2 separate regions of the Homo sapiens genome follow, and region 1 is linked to region 2. The links are chromatin loops, found by intact Hi-C in ENCODE. Cell type or tissue: heart right ventricle. All regions are shown on one strand. Links, peaks and the distances in the headings refer to the core of each region. The heading gives the core; the rest is flanking DNA. Region 1 overlaps LOC105370802 (a long non-coding RNA gene). Region 2 has its middle 360 kb from the start of SQOR.

What was found. Hi-C counts contacts between places; a loop is a spot of excess contacts. Peaks named below come from ENCODE experiments on the same cell type or tissue, not always from the same donor. Only the 100,000 strongest peaks of a DNase experiment are listed, where the experiment ranks them.
Region 1: a loop joins it to region 2, with 3 times the contacts of the local background. A loop is called at or near these places in 1 of 110 quality-filtered maps.

The regions. Positions count from the first base shown.
Region 1 is chr15:45,812,543-45,816,945 of GRCh38, forward strand. All of the region lies in intron 1 of LOC105370802 (a long non-coding RNA gene), which reads left to right. Among named protein-coding and RNA genes, the nearest start is that of SQOR, 180 kb to the left of the region's middle. In heart right ventricle, for the core only: no CTCF peak of the experiment used is centred there; no DNase peak of the experiment used is centred there.
Region 2 is chr15:45,992,311-45,996,713 of GRCh38, forward strand. No RefSeq gene overlaps it. Among named protein-coding and RNA genes, the nearest start is that of SQOR, 360 kb to the left of the region's middle. In heart right ventricle, for the core only: no CTCF peak of the experiment used is centred there; no DNase peak of the experiment used is centred there; H3K27ac peaks cover 1,444 bases.

The DNA.
Region 1 (4,403 bases), core at 172-4,171, 180 kb before region 2:
TAAAGAAACTCAAAGAGATTCAAGATAACAGAGAGAAGGAATTCAGAATTCTATCAGATAAATTTAACAGAGATTGAAATGATTCAAAAAAATCAAGCAGAAATTCTGGAGCTGAAAGATGCAGTTGATTTACTGAAGCATGCAACAGAGACTTTTAGTAGCAGAATTGATCAAGCAGAAGAAAGAATTAGTGAGCTTGAAGATAGGCTATTCTTCTGAAGATACACAGTCAAAAGAGACAAAAGAAAAAAAAACAATAAAAAAGAATGAAGCATGCCTATAGGATCTAGAAATAGCCTCAAAAGGGCAAATCTAAGAGGTATTTACCTTAAAGAGGAAGTAGAGAAAGAGATAGGGGTAGAAAATTTATTCGAAGGGATACTAATGAAGAACTTCCCAGACCAAGAGAAAGATATCAATATCCAAGTACAAGAAGGTTATAGAAGACCAAGCAAATTTAAACCGAAGAAGACTACCTCAAGGCATTAATAGTGTAACTCCCAAAGATCAAGGATATAAAAAGGATCCTAAAAGCAGCAAGAAAAAGGAATCAAATAACATGTAACGAAGCTCCAGTATGTCTGGCAGCAGACTTTTCACTGGAAACCTTACAGGCCAGGGGAGAGTGGCATGACATGTTTAAAGTGCTGAAGGAAAACAACTTTTACCCTAGAATAGTATATCTGGCAAAAATATCCTTCAAACATGAAGGAAAAATAAAGACTTTACCAGATAAACAAAAGCTGAGGGGTTTCACCAACAACAGACATGTCCTGCAAGAAATGCTAAGGGGAATACTTGAATCAGAAAGATAATGATGTTAATGAGCAATATATAATCACCTGATGGTACAAAACTCACTGATAATAGTAAGTACACAGAAAAACACAGAATACTATAACACTGTGACTGTGATGTAGAAACTACTCTTATCCTAAGTATAAAGACTAAATGATAAACCAATCAAAAATAATGACAAAAACTTTTCAAGACATAGACAGTACAATAAGATATATATAGAGAAACACCAAAAAGTTAAAAAGTGGGGGGACAAAGCTGAACTGTACAGTTTTTATTAGTTTTCTTTTTGCTTGTTTTTTTTTTTTTTTGAAAATTATTTTTTTATTTCAATAGGTTTTTGGTGAACAAGTGATATTTGGCTACATGAATAAGTCCTTTAGTGGTGATTTCTGAGATTTTGCTGCACCCATCACTTGAGCAGTGTACACTGTACCCAGTGTGTAGTCTTTTATACCTCACCACCCCCGACCCTTTTCCCCCGAATCCCCAAAGTCCAATGTATAATTTTTATGCCTTTGTGTCCTCATAGCTTAGCTCCCACTTATTAGTGACACCATATGGTGTTTGGTTTTCCATTCCTAAGTGACTTTACTTAGAATAATAGTCTCCAATTCCATCTAGGTTGCTGTGAATACCATTATTTTATCCCTTGTTGTGGCTGAGTAGTATTCCATGGTATCATATACACCATATTTTCGTTCTTTGTTTTTTTGCGTGTGTGTTTTTTTTTGAGACGGAGTCTCGCTCTGTCACCCAGGGTGGAGTGCAGTGGCGCGATCTCTGCTCACTGCAAGCTCTGCCTCCTAGGTTCACGCCATTCTCCTGCCTTAGCCTCCTGAGTAGCTGGGACTACAGGCGCCCACCACCACACCCGGCTAATTTTTTTTTTTTTTTTTCTTAGTAGAGACGAGGTTTCACCATATTAGCCAGGTTGGTCTCGATCTCCTGACCTCGTGATCTGCCCGTCTTGGCCTCCCAAAGTGCTGGGATTACAGGCGTGAGCCACCGCGCCCGGCCATATTTTCTTTATCTACTCTTTGATTGATGGACATTTGGGTTGGTGCCATATTTTTGCAATTGCAAATTGTGCTGCTATAAACATGCATGTGCAAGTATCTTTTTTATATAATGACTTGTTTTCCTCTGGGTAGATACCTAGGAGTGGGATTGCTGGGTCAAATGGTAGATCTACTTTTCATTCTTTAAGGAAACTCCACACTCTTTTCCATAGTGGTTGTACTAGTTTACATTCCCACCAACAGTGTAAAAGGGTTCCCTTTTCACCACATCCCTGCCAACATCTCTTATTTTTTATTTATTTTTTTCTTATTATGGCCATCCTTGCAGAAGTAAGGTGGTACTGCATTGTGGTTTTGATTTGCATTTCCCTGATACTTAGTGATGTTGAGCATTTTTCCATATGCTTGTGGGCCATTTGTATATCTTCTTTTGAGAATTATCTATTCATATCCTTAGCCCACTTTTTGATGGGATTGTTTGTTTCTTGCTGATTTGTTTAAGTTTTTGTATATTCTGGATATTAGTCCTTCGTTGGATGTATATATTGTGATGATTTTCTCTCACTCTGTGGTTTGTCTGTTAACTCTGCTGATTATTTCTTGTGCTGTGCAGAAGCTTTCTAATTTAATTAAGTTAGATTGTGACCAACTCAGCATTCCACTGAAGACTGTATGATCAAACAGCAAACTGTTTATCATGAATGCAGGATGTGGGCAAACTCACATCTGCACCTGCCACCAGAGGGTATGCAGAGTGCAATCACTCCCTGGTGCCATGCTCCTTGAGGTTATCTACTGGAACATCTGGAGGCTACTGTTCAGAGAATGCAGTTGTGCAAGCCTGCACCGAGTCAAGCAACTGACTGACAACCACCTCACTTCTCCCTATCTCCTTTACTCAATAAATACGAAGGGCTCTAAAAGCTCAGGGCCCTTGTTCACTAGAAGAAAGGAGCCCCCTGACCCCTTCTTCCAAATATACTCTCTTGTCCTTACCTTTATTCCCGCATTTGCCCCCCTTTGTTCAGTCCAACAGGGATTGGGGCTACAACAGAGTTATTTGTAGATTCTGGATATTAGTCCTTTGTTTGATGTATATATTGTGATGATTTTCTCCCACTCTGTGGTTTGTCTGTTAACTCTGCTGATTATTTCTTGTGCTGTGCAGAAGCTTTCTAGTTTAATTAAGTCACATCTATTTATCTTTGTTTTTGTTGCATCTGTTTTTGGGTTCTTGGTCATGAAGCCTTTGCCTAAGCCAATGTCTAGAATGCTTTTTCTGATGTTATCTTCTAGAATCTTTATGGTTTCAGGTCTTAGGTTTAAGTCTTTGATTCACCTTGAATTGATTTTTGTATAAGGTGAGAGATGAGGATCCAGTTTCATTCTCCTACATGTGGCTTACCAGTTATCCCAGCACCATTTATTGAATAGAGTGTCTTTTCACCAGTTTATATTTTGTTTGCTTTGTCAAAGATCACTTGACTGTAAGTATTTGGGTTTATTGCTGGGTTCTGTATTTTGTTCCGTTGGTCTATGTGCCTATTTTTATATTAGTACCATGCTGTTTTGGTGGCTATGGCCTTATAGAATAGTTTGAAGTTGGGTTATGTGATTCCTTTTTGCTTGGTCTTGCTTTGGCTATGTGAGCTCTTTTTTGGTTACATATGAATTTTAGGATTTTTTTTTCTAATTCTGTGAAGAATGATGTGGTATTTTGATGGGAATTCCATTGAATTTGTAGATCGCTTTTGGCGGTATGCTCATTTTCACAATATTGATTCTACCCATCCATGAGCATGAGATGTGTTTCCATTGTCTGTGATTTCATTCAGAAGTGTTTTGTAGTTTTCCTTGTAGAGGTCTTTCACGTCCTTGTTTAGGTATATTTCTAAGTTTTTAAAAAATTTTTAAATTAAAAAATTTTTTTTGCAGCTATTGTGAAAGAGGTTAAGTTCTTGATTTGATTCTCAGCTTGGTTGCTGTTGGTATATAGCAGAGCTACTGATTTGTGTACGTTAATTTTGTATCCTGAAATTTGCTGCACCCCTTTACCAATATTAGAAGCTTTTTGGACGGGTCTTTAGGGTTTTCTAGGTATATGATCATATCCTCAACATATAGTGACAGTTTTTACCCTTTATTTCTTTTTTTTGTCTGATTGCTCTGGCTAGGACTTCCAGTGCTATGTTTAATGGAAGTGGTGAAAGTGGCTATCCTTGTCTTGTTCCAGTTCTCAGGGGGAATGCTTTCAAGTTTTCCCTGTTCAGTATAATGTTGGCTGTGGGTTTGTCATATGTGGCTTTTATTACCTTAAGGTATGTCCCTTCTAAGCCGATTTTGCTGAGGGTTTTAATTATAAAGGGATCCTGGATTTTGTCAAATGTTTTGTTTGCATCTGCTGAGATGATCATGTGATTTTTGTTTTTAATTTTGCTTATGTAGTGTATCACATTTTTTGACTTACATATGTTAAACCATCCCTGCATCCCTGGTATGAAACCCACTTGATCACGTCAAATTATCTTTTTGATATGCTGTTAGATTCAGTTAACTAGTATTTTCCTGAGGATTTTTGCCTCT
Region 2 (4,403 bases), core at 301-4,300:
CATACACTTGCTGTATTCTGGAAATTTTTAGAAATTTTAATTTTCTTAATAATTTTCATCATTAATAGTTTTTCTGAGAAAAGCTCTGCAGAGTTTCTCACACCACCATTGAAGAAATCTTGCCAAGTTCATTTCTGTTCCTGCTTCCATTTATTTTATAATCTCATGTCCCCCTAACCCCCTATAACAGTTTCCTGATTCTTTTCTTTTGAATCAGGAAAACAGAATGTGCCTATATTGGACTGACTTTCTGATTCAGGCACTTCTGGAATACTTGGAGAGCTGTGTGAGGGAAGGTCTTCCAGGACTGTACTTGCCAGAGGAAGTGAGGAAGGCCGCTAAGGAAGACTCACTGAAGGGAGGATTGAACAACTCCTCTTCAGTCATAGGGTAGGTGGAGGGTGTCTGTGACTTGGATTTGAGAGTGTGAAACAAAGTTGGGAGAAAGAAAATCTCTGTGGATACAAGAGGGTGGAAAGTATGTTTTGTAAGTTGGAAAAGACCATCCCTGTAAGCAATGGGCTTTCTAGGGGATCCAAAGGTAGTAGGCAGGGATGTGCTGCTTAGGAATGCCTGGGCACCATCTCTGTCTTCCCTCCTCCAGATGCAGGTATGGACATATTGACATATAGTTTAGTTTAAAAACTAGTAGATGTTGATGTCAGGAAGAACCTCCTGAAAGGGAAGCATCAAGATCTTTGGTCATTTGTGATTTCTTCTTTCACAGAATAAAATACCTGTGACTTAGCACACTAAGGCTGTAAGATATATTTCACACGCACAAGGCTGCTTTGCAGCTGCAAGCCAGTTGGTGTTGAATGTGGATGACTGTATGAAACCCACTGAACCTTTGAGATGGAGACTCTCACAGGGGAGCCTCCTAGTCAGAGTTACCACAATTTATGATGCCTGAGTTGAGCGAAAAGGGAAAACTGGTGCTTTATTAGGTTGTCTCTGTTTCGGTTATTGCCACATAGGGAAGTTAAGATGTGGAATTCATATTTACTTCTTGGCACAATGAAATTTAATTGTTCACCAGCATCAGACATTAACAGAAGTGGTTTTGGCATCTTGAGGACTTTAGCCCTGTTTCCCTGGTAGGAGGTCTGCCAATGACTGTTTTTTCTGACAAGCTCTGAGTGCAAAAGGAAGGCACCCATGTAGCTTTGCACAGGTCTTTCCAGCCAAATAATAGCAATGACTTATAATAACAACTTTTTGAAAGATTACTATATGCCAGTAAGCATTTTGCAGTATCACTGAGAAGCAGGTGTTTTTTTTATTAACCTCATTTTATAGATAAGAAAACTGAGATACAGAGAAGTTGAGAGACTTGCACATAGCTTGATCAGGTCTAGCAAGTGGAAAAGGAGGCAGTCTAACTCCCAAATCAGCACTTTGGCCCATTGTATTATACTTCCTTTGCAGAGATTTTCAGAAAGAAGTGTCAATGACCCTGGGAAGATCAGAGGATGATAAGTACCAGGGGAAACTGTTTTACTAGTTAGAGTGATCTCAGTTCTTTTTTTTATACCCTTGGCTAGGTTGTCCTTGGGAAATACTATTTATACTTGTTAGTATTTTTGCCTTTTTTTTAACTTTTAGTTTTTCATCATGTGGAACATAGCATTTATTAGATAAACATTTCACATTTTTGTTCCAAATTGCTATACTTGTCATGAGTATTAAAAACCATATTTTCTTTAATCACACTTTTATAGACCTTATCTAATATGAAAAGGAAGTTGACAGAAAAATTGGGTAATTTCTTTTGTTATGATTCTCATATACACACCAAGAGAAAAACATTATTCCTACTATATATGTTTATGCTCTTCATAACATTTCTACTATTTTACTTATCCACCTTTGAAATGAAGCAATTAAATTACATTTCCCTATGTTTTATTGTCAACAGATAATCTATAACCCACTATATGGTGTTATAATGACATTATTTGCCCTTTTTCTAAGCAAGGAAAGTTACCATTATTTACCACAGAGTAATCATATTTGGAGTGTTCCAGAAAGAACTCTGTTCTATACCATCTGCCCAAGTTACTTACTGACACTCTTTTAAACTGAGAACTCTCCAAATGTGTTGCCAGCTGATTTTTCTTTGCACTAGATCTATGCATCAAATACCAACTGGACACATCTGATAACACTGCCTGTGGCAGATGCTGCCATGCGTTGTCCACATTCCTGTTTTGGAATACAATACCCATGACTCCAGCTATGAGAGTATTGACAGCTGTCAGCCATCTTTAGGGATTGTGTTGGCTGAAGAGTTATCTCACTCAATGTCACGTCCCTTTTTTGGGTCAGCCTCCTTCCAATGAATGCTCAATATAGGGGTATAAGTGCCCCACAAAAGTGGGTACAACTCTGAGGGTAATTCCATTTTTGGTACTTGTCATAGGGCTGGCTGAGGCTTCCTTGAGATTGCATCGATGCCCACCTTCCTCCTCTGCTCAATTATGCTACTTTCTCTTCCCTTCACCGTGAGTTGATTCCAAGTGCACTCTCTAATAAGCCTTCCATATGCTAATCTCCACCCCAGAATCAACTTCCTGGGAAACTCAGCTTGCTATACAGACAGCTATCTCAAATATGATGTGCCTATAACTTAACATACATTCAGGGAACAGGATGAGGGCTTCTCCTCTGTTTCCTAAACTAGATCATGGTATCCAGTCTAACACTCAAGTTAGAGACCTGGGAGTTCCTTTGGACTCTTTTCTTCATCACTATTATTGTTTTGGTTGCCAGTTCTGTTGATTTTCTTAAATTCATTTCCAAACATTTCCTCCTCTTTCCATTCCCACTGCCACTGCTATGGCTGAAGTACTCACTATTTCTCATCTGACAAGAGCAGCGGTCTTATAACTTACTTATTTACAGATGTGTAGCAGATGCTGTCAGGGCCCTGCTATATCCCCTTAACACTTAAACTGTTTCTATACTTGCCAAGGGCTTGTTACAGCAAGCACCTGACACTCTCCCCCAGAGCTTTTTCCAGCCTCTGCAGACAGCTAAGTCTGTGCCATGGGCAGACGGAAAGGGCTGAGGGGTGGGGGCGGTGAGCACTCCCAGGAACAGCCCTCAGCCATTGATCAATAAGAGTTGTATTATGAGGGGAAGAGATTGAGACCATCCTGGCCAACATGGGGAAACCCCTTCTCTACTAAAAATACAAAAATTGGCTGTAGTCTCAGCTACTTGGGAGGCTGAGGCAGGAGAATCGCTTGACCCTGGGAGGCAGAGGTTGCAGTGAGTCGAGATTGTGCCACTGCACTCCAGCCTGGTGACAGAGTGAGACTCTCTCTCAAAAAAAAAAAAAAAAAAAGTTGTATTATGAACTGAACTTGGGTCCACTTGCTTGCCAAAAGCAGCAAAACCAAACACTGAAAATGATATTTGCAGTGAGAGAAATTGAGGCATTTATTGCCAGGTCACCAAGCAAGGAGAATCAGGTAGCTAATGTTTAAGACTTGAACTCCTGATAGCTTATGTGTATGGGTTTTTAAAGGTGGGGAGACAGGTTACAGACAAAGTCACATTGGTTTTGCCCAAAAAGGCAGGATACTTTGAAGCAGGATCTTATGGGTTGTAGGCAGATTCAGAGATTTTCAGATTTGCAATGGATTAAGGAAGCAAGGTGTTTTGTCTAAAATCGTGGGGTCAGCAGAAAGGAACGTCAAGGTTTTGTCTGTCAGTGTGACTCTCTAGGTCGCTTAGGAAGAAATTTAGAATACAGAACAGCAGTCAAGAGTTCAGTCCTCAGTTCTCCCTTATCTGAGGTCTACCCAGGTTTCTAAAAACAACTCCAGAACCACATGTTACAATGTCGTCTTTTAGTTTCTATTGGGATCCAAAACACCTTGTGACTCTGACTTGCTTAGAAGGCTATTGTTTAAGTTATTAATAATTTATTGCTTATTAGTTGCTCATTTATTCTAAAGGCTAGCTAGGGGCCTGGAATTTCCCTGGAAGACACTCAAGATTTTTCCTTTATTTCCATGTGTCGAAGGTGGGGTGGGTTACCTGCCTTGTCTCAGCTGGCTAATAAATACTCAGATGGGTTTTTTACCTGATCTCTCAGAAGTCACCTGTGGATTTGAACTTTAGTTGCCTACAATAATAACCTTCTCAATAATGTATCCTTTACTGACATGCCTTCCCAGTTTTACCTCTTAATTCCCCTATCAGTGCTTCCTGGTATCACTTCTTCTAGGAACTGGCTGTGAAAACAATATTGCCTTAGGCAAGGTTGCCCCAGAAAATGATCCTGAGACAAGGATTTCAGTGCGAAAAGAATTATCTGAATGAAACATATACATGTGATCATTTCATTGTCTTACTTAAAAATTTAGTCTGCTACAGGGTAAGGCCCAAAGTCT